Linked DNA regions of Homo sapiens: region 1 is linked to region 2. Evidence: chromatin contacts called from ENCODE POLR2A ChIA-PET data. All regions are on one chromosome and are shown on one strand. Each heading gives the region's core, a stretch centred on a gene start or an enhancer-like site at or near the end of the contact. The rest is flanking DNA. Distances are from core to core; before and after follow the strand shown.

Region 1 (5,696 bases), core at 1,719-4,218, 76 kb before region 2:
ATTTAGTTTTTGATAGCTCACACTTCAAAGAAAGGCAAGGGTTATATCCGCTGACAATTGTGTAAGCCTGCGCAAGCAAAAATAAAATTCTCCCCCGACCCCCGCAGTGATCAGTATGTATATCCTGAAGCAGGAGAAAGCTGATGACGTCTGTTGTGGTTTGCTGACTCCCAGCAGGCTTCATTCTGCAGGCTTGACTCAGGAAAAAGAATCCCACCAGCTTCAAGTGAATTCTGCCCAAGTAAAGATTACTAATACAAATATCATGGAATTGGCTCTGGTGCTGCTTTTGGGCTTAAAATTCTGTGTGCGTGTCTGTGTGCTTGCACACGTACACGCACACGCATATATGTGTATTTTAACTTCAACATCGATATTCAACGTAATTTTTCAGAATTCCTTGCAGCTCTCATAGGGTATTTAAGCTTTCAGGCAAAGTTCTGGCAGCAGCTCCTCACATGCAATCGGCCAGACGTTCCACTGATATCTGTGTGGACTCTCCAAGGTCAGATTCAGTTCTGAATTGATGGAAAAATAACAGAGGGCCAATGTGTTTTACGCATTGTCATTTCAAAGAGATGAGGCTTTGAATAGAGGTACAAATCACCAATATTTCATTTTATGTGTAATTTTTACTCTACCTACTTTCAAAAGAACCCCAGTTCTGTTTCTACCCCGGCCTTGGTTATGCAACTGCTGTCTGCTTTGGCTGCCCCCTCTGCAATATAGGGATAATAATACTGCCACCTATGTCATGTCATAGAGGTGCTTTAAAACTAATGAATAGAGAACTACAGGAGCCTCTAGCTCTTTGAAATATAACCAGCTTACAGCTTGCAAGCTATTTTCAACAGGGCTAAAAGTTCACACACTAGATATGTTAATAGTTCTACAAAAACTTGCAAATAAGAGTGTGTTCATAAATTAAATAATTCAAATTAACTTTAAAATGAGTGGAATATATATCATGTGTATACATGCACACAGAAACAGGAAATGCATATAAATTGTTGAAATATTTGTTAAAAAATATCTTCATAGAAAAACTTAGAAAATTATATCACAAATACCCTGTACAAGTTAATATTGACAAAGATTATCACCTTAGTGGTATTGTGAGTGATTTTATTTTCATTGATATAGCTTTCCTCTATATTTCAAGTTTCCTAAAATGAACATGTCATTCTTGCAAAATTATGAAAATAATCTCAATAAATATCTTTTAAAAAACTAACTTGAAAGGGGGAAATTACTCAGGTAAAATTTAAATGGGGCTTTTAAGGAAAAATTCCTTTGAATTCTAAAAGAACAAGTTTGGGGTGAGACATAAATGAATTGGTCAAATTTAGTGCCAGTCCTAGAATACTTGGGTTTGAACTTAGTTTACAACAGGAAGAACCGCTCAGAGAAAACCTATCATTTAAGAAAATATTTAGTCCTTGCCCAGACCTAAAGTTTTCATATTTATCCACAAGTTTGTACAGTATGTCAGGAAGCAGTTACTTCTAGCCTTGTCTCTTCAATGTAGCACACTACTGTCAATAAATTTAATGCACACGAAAAGTACAAAAGGAAGATTCTGGCAGTCAAGTTAACCCTACTGCCCATTATTCCTGACATGCTGGATTGCTTCGAGTTCTTCTCATCTGCTGAAAGCCCTATCAACTCCAGGTTTTCTCATGTCCTGTTCCACCTTCCTGGAACACTCCTTCACCAGGCTAATTCCTACACGTATCTTAGGTATGAGTTTGCTCTTATGTTCCAGAAATCACATCTTGGTCCCCAAGGCCAAGTTCAACGGCCTCCCATGTGCTACTGTGGCCACCCCACATTCATTCCTAACAGCATGCTTATCTTGTCCACCACCTCTGGCCTGAAAGTCACTTGAGAGCGGAGATCCCTGTGCCTGGCACATAGTTTAGTGTGACACTTTGGATCAGGACTGCTGTGACTTCTCTCAGTTCCATAACTATTCCAGTCTACAGGATTTGGAAAGAAAGAGGAACACCTTTGTCTTGGCCATTGTCAGCATGCCTGTGTTTTTCTTCCACAAAAGAACTGGTGAAAAGAAGGAGAAACTTTAAAGATTTATTATGAGGAAATTTTGATTTAGCTTATTGCATAACTTATTTAGTAAAATTTGTTATTCATAAAAAAATACCTTGGCCTGTCTTAGAGAAGTGACTACATACACATAGGAATTTTAAAATAAAAAAGATGAAAAAAGTTTTTTTTCCCCTCTGACTATTGTAATTCTCAAAGGCAAACACTTGTGTTAGTTCTACACATGTTACATCAAAGATAACATGATTTCTCCTTCTTCTTTGAAAAATACCCTGCATCTGTAAACCATTAGCTTTCGTCTGGTGGTCTTGTTATATTGGATGAAATCCTTGAATGTTTCATGTCTCCATTTTTCTAACTGTAGAATGGGGCTAATTCTGCTCTCCACAGTGAAAGATAACAGAAAAAAGTTCATGTTTGAATACAGATGTTTGCTATTAATTAAAAGGGGGGAAATTACTTTCATATTAGAGTTTATTGTCAGAACACTCTCTTTAACTAGAGGAATTATATTCTTCTTTTCCTTATATGTTTGACTACCTCTTTCTGTATGTAGGCTTTAACACTTCCCTTCCTCATTTCTCAGCTAAAATGACTGAGCTGCTGAAAACCTTGCTGCTCTCCTGTTCTCCTGATAGTGAGGGAGTTCTCAGGAGATCTGGTTGTTTGGTAAGTGTCTGACATTTCCCCTGCTCACTCTTTCTCCTGCTGCCATGTAAGAGAATGGATTCTATAAGCACTCACAGGGAAATAGAAAAGACATTAAACACATATTCCTCGTTCCTTAACTTTTCCATATCATGACTGCAACTATTTGTGAATGGTTGTATTAGTAAAATGAGTAAGTTAGGACAAAGGAAGCAGTGACTTAAGCCAGTCCAGCTCCATAACTCTAGGCTGAGTCAGCATGTCCATTTTTTGCAGGAATCTTGATTTCTCCTCTTACCCAGACATTGCTGATAAAGAGTAGGATCTAAAATTCACAGTGTGGGGGCCAGAAACAGATCAAGAGAGAGCAAACCAGCAGAGACACCTCAAGAAAGGGAGCCTAGGAAGAAGGGAGCCTGGAGGCCTAATTTTGCTGTGAGTGGTTCCTCCTGAGCATTCAAAGGGTGGGAAGGGAGCTTGTAGGCAGGGGCTGGGAAGGGAGTGGGTGCTCTGTCTGGGGAGGGGTGCTGAGAGACAGGAGGGAAGCAGCATAGTTTGAGCCAGGGCAAGTAGAACAAGGAAGTTAAAGGGGTTGTTCAGGAGCCTTTTTGTATATTTCACTTGTAATTACATTGCCACAAATGTGTTCTTGACTTAGAATCGATCTTCTACCTCGTGAGAAAGACATAAACAAAACAAAGATCCTCAAGTTTCACCCAGGGGAGATGTACAAACTATATTCTAAATCATTATCATTTTCCAAGAACTCCAAGTCCCCAAATCCAATAAAACTTATACTCTGAAACTTCTCCTTTTTTTTTGTTTTAAGTAAAAATCTGACCACAGATACCTGCACATCCTATGATTCCAAGTGCAGCCACTCTGGAATGTCAGCGATGAGGCTCTAATTGAAGCTGTTTCATCAGGTTAGCAACTATGCATAGTGCCTGCCCCATGTTAGTTCAGGCACTTAGAAATATACACATACTGGGATGCTTCCCTGCACTGATTAGTCCACATTAAACCTCTGGTTAGCCAACACCGACAAGTTTGGGTAAAATGTGAGAACATTACTTAAGAGGCCAAGATCCACATTTGGACACAAGTATATTGCAATCATGCAAAAGAGATATTCCAAGGCCAGGCAGCCCAAGTAACCATTCATAATAAGAGATCTGTTTAAAAATGAAAATTATATTTTCTATAACTTTGGCTATATGATCCAATAGATTCTATAATGTTTCAAATAATGATAAATGGGCTCAAGATGACCTAAAGTCAGTCTTACTCTGCAAAGAAAGATGCTCCACGTTTTATATTCACTTGAGAAGGGAGGTGACTAAATCTTGGGAACCTTTGAGTATTGCCATTTGGATAAGAGAGCAGCCTGATACCCTGCTCTCTTGATACCCTGATACCCTGATCTCTGCTATAAAGAAAGGGAAAGGAAAATAAAGTCTTTTGAGGTTTGTTTTGTTTTGTTTTGTTTTTTTGATGGGGAGAAAGGGGGAGTTAGAAGTGAAAACCCATTATTAAGAATCTCTTTTTTCATCCAACATCTGAAAAAGTAAAACAAACAAATGAACCCCAGCTTGTGTCTATGTCTGAGGTGTGAGTAAAATGTAAATCTCCAAGGCTGAGGGTCTTGGTAATGTCAACAGTTGACTAGAGAGCATGTAATTTCCCACACGGCATGAAGTATAATCCCAGGTGAATGAACCTCCCTTGCAGTAATTCTGGGAGCACCCGGTGCAGCCTTTCAACAGCCCATCAGAACTCAGACTTATTTCTCTGTCCTGACCTTGTTCTAACCCTGGAACCAGGACTATGGTTCTTTTTCCTTAATCTCTAATTTTGACCTCTGATATGGTTTGGCTCTGTGTTCCCACCCAAATCTCATGTCAAATTGTAATCCCCATGTGTCAAGGGAGGGACCCAGTGGTTGCAGTGAGCTGAGATCACGCCATTGCACTCCAGCCTTGGTGACAGAGCGAGACTCTGTCTCACAGAAAAAGAAAAAAACAAGCAAAAATACATCTAAAAGGGGAGCAAACCCTGTTTCTACTAAAAATGCAAAAATTAGCCAGGTGTTGTTGCATGTGCTTGTAATCCCAGCTACTCGGGAAGCTGAGGCAGGAGAATCGCTTGAACCCAGGAGGTGGAGGTTGCAGTGAGCCGAGACTGCACCACTGCACTCCAGCCTGAGTAACAGGAGTGAAACTCCGTCTCAAAAAACAAAACCAAAAAAAAAAAAAAAAAAAAGAAGGGAATAATGGGATGACATCCAATGCCTAGCCATACCCCCTGCAGGTTAGAATTCCTAAAACCTGGTATAGATTGTTTCGAAGTATTGGCTTTAAACAGCAAACACCAAACATAGTCTCAGACCACAGCGCAATAAGAATAGAATACAATAAAAAAAATTGCTCAAAACCATGCAATTACATGGAAATTAAACAACATGCTCTTGAATGACTTTTGGATAAGTAAGAGAGAATCAAGAAGTTCTTTGAAACAAATGAGAACAAAGATATGACATGGCAATGTTTCAGAGGGAAATTCATACCACTAAATGCCCACATAGAAAAGTTAGAAAGATCTCAAATTAACAACCTAATACCACAACTGAAAGAATTAGAGAAGCAAGAACAAATCAACCCCAAAGCTAGCAGAAGACAAGTAATCGAAATCAGAGCTGAGCTGAAAGTAGTCAAGGAATGAAAAACCATTCAAAAGATCAGTGATTCCAGGAGTTAGTTTTTTGAAAATATTAATGATAGGCCGCTAGCTAGACTAATGAAGAAGAAAAGAGAGATGACACAAATAAACACAATTTATTCAGTTAGGAAAAGAAGAAGTCAAATTGTCCCTGTTTGCAGATGACATGATTGTATATCTAGAAAACCCCATCGTCTTAGCCCAAAATCTCCTTAAGCTGATAGGCAACTTCAGCAAAGTCTCAGGATACAAAATCAATGTGCAAA
Region 2 (5,481 bases), core at 2,752-5,251:
AGTCAGCAAGACATTACTGAGTGCCTACTCTGTGCTAACAGTGTATCATGAGTGTGGATACAAAATGAAATGAGATTCAGGCCAGGTCTTTTCCTTAAGAAGTTTGTAGCCTACTCTGAAGTCAGAACATAGAAGGCTATGGGCACTTTCAATGCTGGGTACCCACCCCTGACTGGGGTTACTGGAGAAGGCTTTGAAAGACATGACCGCAGGCCTGAGTCTGGAGCATAGGAAAGAGTTATCTGGTAAAAGAGAGGACTCCTCTAGGCATAGGTAGCTGTCTGGGCAAAGTCCAGAACCTTGGTTAAGATCTTGAAAGCAGCTGCCAAGGATGGGAGCAAAACTGCTGGGGGTGAAAGCAGAGAGCTTAATCAAAGTGGTCGTCACAGAGGGGATTGGAGAAAAATTGGGGTCAATAGTGATTTAAAAAAAAATCTTTATGGACTGGACTGGAGAGGCTTGGTTTGCTTTCGAAGAACCAGGATGCTTAATGAATTACTCTAGCATTGTATCAAATAATTACAATATAGCTATCTCTGTATTAGAGCTCTTAATTGGCTCCAGATGTCTCTCACCAGTGATACCGGCTGCCATCATTTTGCCCATTTGAGGTAGAAGTTACCCCAAAGAGGATACCAAGCTGAAGTGTTTCTTAGTCCTTTTTCTTGAATTATCTTATAGAATGGCTATGACCAAAAGAATCCCCCCAGCCACCCAGCTGAAACCTCAGTGAGGCTGATTTCTCCTACTGCTGAAGCCATTAGCACCCAGTGTTGAGAACACCCCAGCTCCCAGAAGATACATTTTCAGGGTCTCCTACGTGACAGTGGCCCAGGGCCACATCATTTTATGCAGAGTCCTGTCTACCATGTGGGTGGCATAGTCAGGCCTCAATCTCTACACACTGTGGCAGCCCTCAGCACTCCGGTGCCAGAGGACGGCAGATTTGGAACTGGGGCTGATTTCAGCTCGAGCTCATGTTTTCCTTTTTAAGCTTTTCCAGTGAAAGAGCAGATTTCTATCCCATTGCAGGCTGTTAAAACGTCAGAGACTAATAAGTTTTCAACAATCTGTCAGTGCAGATCTCCAGCAACAACCTGGCACTGCTTTCAAATCAGGGCCTCATCGTCCAGCCCAACCTCAGCCAGTCAAAATAAGAGACACACCAGCAAAAGAAAAAAAAGAAAAAAGATAATCACCTCGAGCTGAGCAGAAAATCTACACAAATCCATTGTTGCCAACAATCAACAGCAAATCTGTGGGCTACGTAACCTGAGGTGACCCTTCCAGAAGAGCCATCCCTTATAAACCTCTAATTAGGTATGGTTAGGAGTGACTTGAAAGATATTAATGCTATTGCTATTGGAAAATGAGCTTACCAGCTTTTAACAGCTTTGTTTTCTTCTTCAGTCAAAGAACAGAATGTTAGCTCAATGGCGTATGCTTTCTATTAGAGCAGTGCCAGCAGCAGCGGTCTCCAGAGAGTCTCTCAGCATTTTATTACATACCCCTATTTTTAAATGTTTAAAAACTACTTATTATGAACCAAAACTTGGAAAACCTGCTTTCAGCCCAAGAGTAATTTTTATTTTTATTTTTTTAGTTATTAAGCAAACTTCCAAAATGCAGAACTGTGTTTTCTGTCATTTTATCCCTAGACAGTAGAGGGCAATAGAAAGGCTATATGGCTAAGATCTCCTCGTATCCCTGCAGGGAGATCCTGAGGTCAGATGGCGTGGTGCAGGCTCAGAGTCATTGCGTCTTACGTTGCACTCTCCAAGTCATGCAGCATTGTCTCCATGGGTCGTGGTTAGTCCTGATTCCCATAGCACACATCGAAATGCACATTGAAGACAGCCTCTTTCATTGTGCAAAACGACTATAGCCTCTGCACAAGCTCCATTTTAGAAAAACCTGTACCTGTGAAGGCTTATGGCATGGAGTACAGTGCGATCTCTGGTGCACCCAGTTATAGGAACTGACTAGGCATCTCAGTTCAAGGTACTTTGGGAATAATTGTGGTATGTGCTCTGGGAATTTTCCTGTAGCAGACTCAAATACATATGCCACAAATCTTGATACACAGTTCAAAAATGTCAGAAGTTTGCAATGCTATTTCATCTTTTACTTATTGTCTCAGAATCCCAAGGGTTTACACCTAGCCACACTTTGTTTTCAAAAAGATAGCTGTGAAGGCAAACAACTAAAGCCAAACACATTTCACTTATATACAGTCATTTTTAAAAGGTGAAGTCCATAGACACTTTGTGTTGGAGAAAACAGGAGGCAATATAGAACAAAAAAGAAAAGAAAACAGATTGGTGGACATAATGGAAAGAACTGAGTATATCGGGGTTCAAATCCCAAACCTATTCCTCAACAGCTGTGTGATCTTAGTCAGAGTTGACTTTTCCTTTCAAAACTCATTGTAGAGTACAGGGAGTAACAATGCTCACTCCTCTACAGAAATGTAATATATGAGAAACCATCTTATATACCCTAAAACCATAATGGGGCCTGCTGTGTATCTGGTTTTGCGGAAGGAAGAAGGTAGAAGCAGAATAGGGTCATTTGGTGGTAGTGTGTACAAGATACAAAGCACAGTTCTACCATGTAAATCATGGGGTTTTATGAGGGGAAGATTTTGCTCCTCCCATGATGGAGAGCCCTGGTCCTTCAGAGGTTAGCCTGCAGGACCAGAGGTCTACAGAGCAGAGGTCATTGGGGCAGGATGGAGGCAGTGACTCTGTCTGATGTGCCCTTATCCTTGGCATTGAGGAAGCGGGAAGAACCAACCTAGATTTGGGAAAAAGGGGTCCCTTCTAGGTGATCAGCCAAACTGGCTACATCCTGATGGGTTGTGGAAAACTTTCTGAATAATGTATTCTGATTAAGTAGGGGAGAGAGAAACTAGTATTAAACAAGTCTTCAGTGAAGGTTGGAGGTGCAAGATAAGCTGGGAGGGTGTTTGCTCTAAGAATGAGAAACTGTTGATGCAAAACTCTAAAGGCAATTGAGGAAATGAAGGAAATGAAGAATGGCTAGAAGGGAATGGGATTCAGATAACCAGGAGAACTGGAGAGTGGAGAGACGCAAGGCTGGGGAAGTTGGCAGGGGCCAGATCAGGAAGGGCCCTGCAGGACTCCATTTAGTGATTGGGCACAAGCCTAGATGCTGCAGGCCGTGGATCTGGAAGAAGGCCCCGCAGCTCACAGGCCATCTGTTCAAGGCAATAGAGAGATCCCAAAAGGGTTTAGGAAGTTTCTGTAACATGAGTACCACACGCAGCAGCCACGTTTGCTGACCAATGTCGCTCCTCACCACACTGAACAGGACCCTTAGGTGGAAAAAGGGTTCTGCTAAGTGGGGTACCACCTTGTTAGTGAGTGTCTAATGACATACTCCCAATTATGTCTAACACTTTTAGTTGTGTCAATCAGCCAAGTTGGAAAATGCCACCAGAGGCCCTCCTCACTCTGACTCCCTTCTTAGTAGTGTCTCACACAGTGTGTTCACAATCAGATAGATTTCTTTAGATTTAGTATACTCCATATGGTCTTTATGAAGCATAGATCACAGAAATGAGAACATGGCTTGTCAAAATTCCAAGTCTAGCATGACTGTATTATGAAGAATGTGGCCTTCTGAATCATGCAGAGAGTGAGCGTTGAGAATGCACTGAAAGTGGTGATGAACAGTCAGGCCTCTGGATCCTGGAAGGTGGAGGAACCAGGGTCCTGGAACAAATGCCCTCTCTTCACCCTTTTAGGGACATCTCCCTCTCAGAAACTGCTGGAAGAGCATGCTGCACTTCAAGAAAATCATTCCTTGACTTGACTCTCACCTTCAGAGGGAGATTTGACCCAGAAAAGGACCCTATGTTCCTGCCCCTGAGCCTGATACAATGTGCAGCAAGGCCTCAGTCTGTGTTGCTGCCGCCCCTGGACAGACGACACTGTGAGCTGCCAGGACAAGCGCCTTTTTGTCTGACTGTGTGTTGCCAACAAATATGTACTCACACTTGTTAAACTCCAGCCATCTGGTCGATGTGTCCAAGCTTTAGGCATTCGTTTTCCTGATTTACACTGCAATTGTCAAGCTACTTTATAAGACCCTACAGATAGCAAAAGGTTAATAGATAATATCAGCAATATCTCCAGATATTTGCCTATCTGATGTCCAGATCTCCAGACATCATGATTCAGAGATGCATGGGCTCTCATCCAGCCTGTAACTGAATGAATATTTACTCAGGACAAACGAGTACTTTATAATGTGCTCCTTGCAGCTCAGTGTAGCAATGCTCCTGTACATAAACCAACAATTAAATGTAATCCTATACACTTGTAGTTTAAAAAGAAATTCAAACCAGTCCTTGGAATTAAATAACCTCACTGCTAGAGAAAATGACTTCCAGAACATGAAGCCCAACATGCAAACGCAGAGCCTCTGAGCCACAAACGAACAAACACTTTTGCATAGGGAGAAGGGCATGTTGTTTAACTACTTGTGAGGTCAAAGATCCAGATGTTCCCATAGACAATCAAAAAACTATTACTGGTCAAATTGTATTGACCATTTCCACATGGACAGCGCTGAGACATGCATTTGGCCTCAGAAAGGAAATTTCCTTAAATTCTACTGGCAATCAATGGAAATCCCAAGCTAGAGCTAGAAAATCCAATATTTTGGAGAAATGACTGACAGGTTTTATAAGCTGCAAGTGAAAATGAAATTATGTGTATTTTGCTAACAGTCATACACTGCTTTGGTACAGTTTACTAAACTCCACAACAGACTTTGGCAAGATCAATATTTGAAAGACACCTCTTCAAGGTTCTCCCTCACTTCCTGAAGGTAGAGGCTTTCTGTATAGTTCATTCATTGCTGCTTCCAGCACTAGGATCAATATCCATCACATCATAGATTCTCAATAAATATTGCTTAGCTGAAAGAATGAGTACATAATCTGGGGCAAAAATACACTGAATCCATTTATTACTGCAATTAAAATCCGTGAGATGAAAATCCTTAAAGAGAAGAATATGTGAATAAAGTTATACTTAAATTAGTTCAGATTACAAGTTTTGATGCCATTACTCCACTAAGAAGTTAGCATCTGAGGCCATGCAGTGAATCTATTACAGATGCTTTAGGTGGAGTCAAACCTGAAGGCAAAGATTTCTCCATTCTTTCAGTGTTGAAATATCTTTCAATGTTTTTGAAAGATGTTTTTCCTGGAGAGCAAGAATCATGAAAATATATATATATATATATATATATATAAATAAATATATATATATAAAATTCTCTGTCTCATATATTTATTTATATATAAATATATACTTCATCTCTCTCTATATAAAATATATAGAGAAATATATATTATATATTTATTTATATATAAATATATACTTCATCTCTATATAAAATATATAGAGAAATATATATTATATATTTATTTATATATAAATATATACT

What was found. ChIA-PET counts read pairs that join two places held with the same protein, here RNA polymerase II (POLR2A).
Region 1: POLR2A ChIA-PET joins it to region 2 with 13 read pairs in A549. The contact joins two enhancer-like sites. POLR2A ChIA-PET finds 5 or more read pairs at or near these places in 2 of 52 experiments (A549 and AG04450).

Annotation. Positions count from the first base shown.
Region 1 is chr6:136,009,668-136,015,363 of GRCh38, reverse strand. The region is part of intron 2 of PDE7B (phosphodiesterase 7B); the gene reads right to left. Among named protein-coding and RNA genes, the nearest start is that of PDE7B-AS1, 60 kb to the left of the region's middle. Within about 2 kb of position 2,968, at least 4 of the 41 ENCODE cell types and tissues checked have a DNase peak (open chromatin) inside an H3K27ac peak, as active enhancers do.
Region 2 is chr6:135,934,996-135,940,476 of GRCh38, reverse strand. All of the region lies in intron 1 of PDE7B (phosphodiesterase 7B), which reads right to left. Among named protein-coding and RNA genes, the nearest start is that of PDE7B, 86 kb to the right of the region's middle. Within about 2 kb of position 4,001, at least 6 of the 41 ENCODE cell types and tissues checked have a DNase peak (open chromatin) inside an H3K27ac peak, as active enhancers do.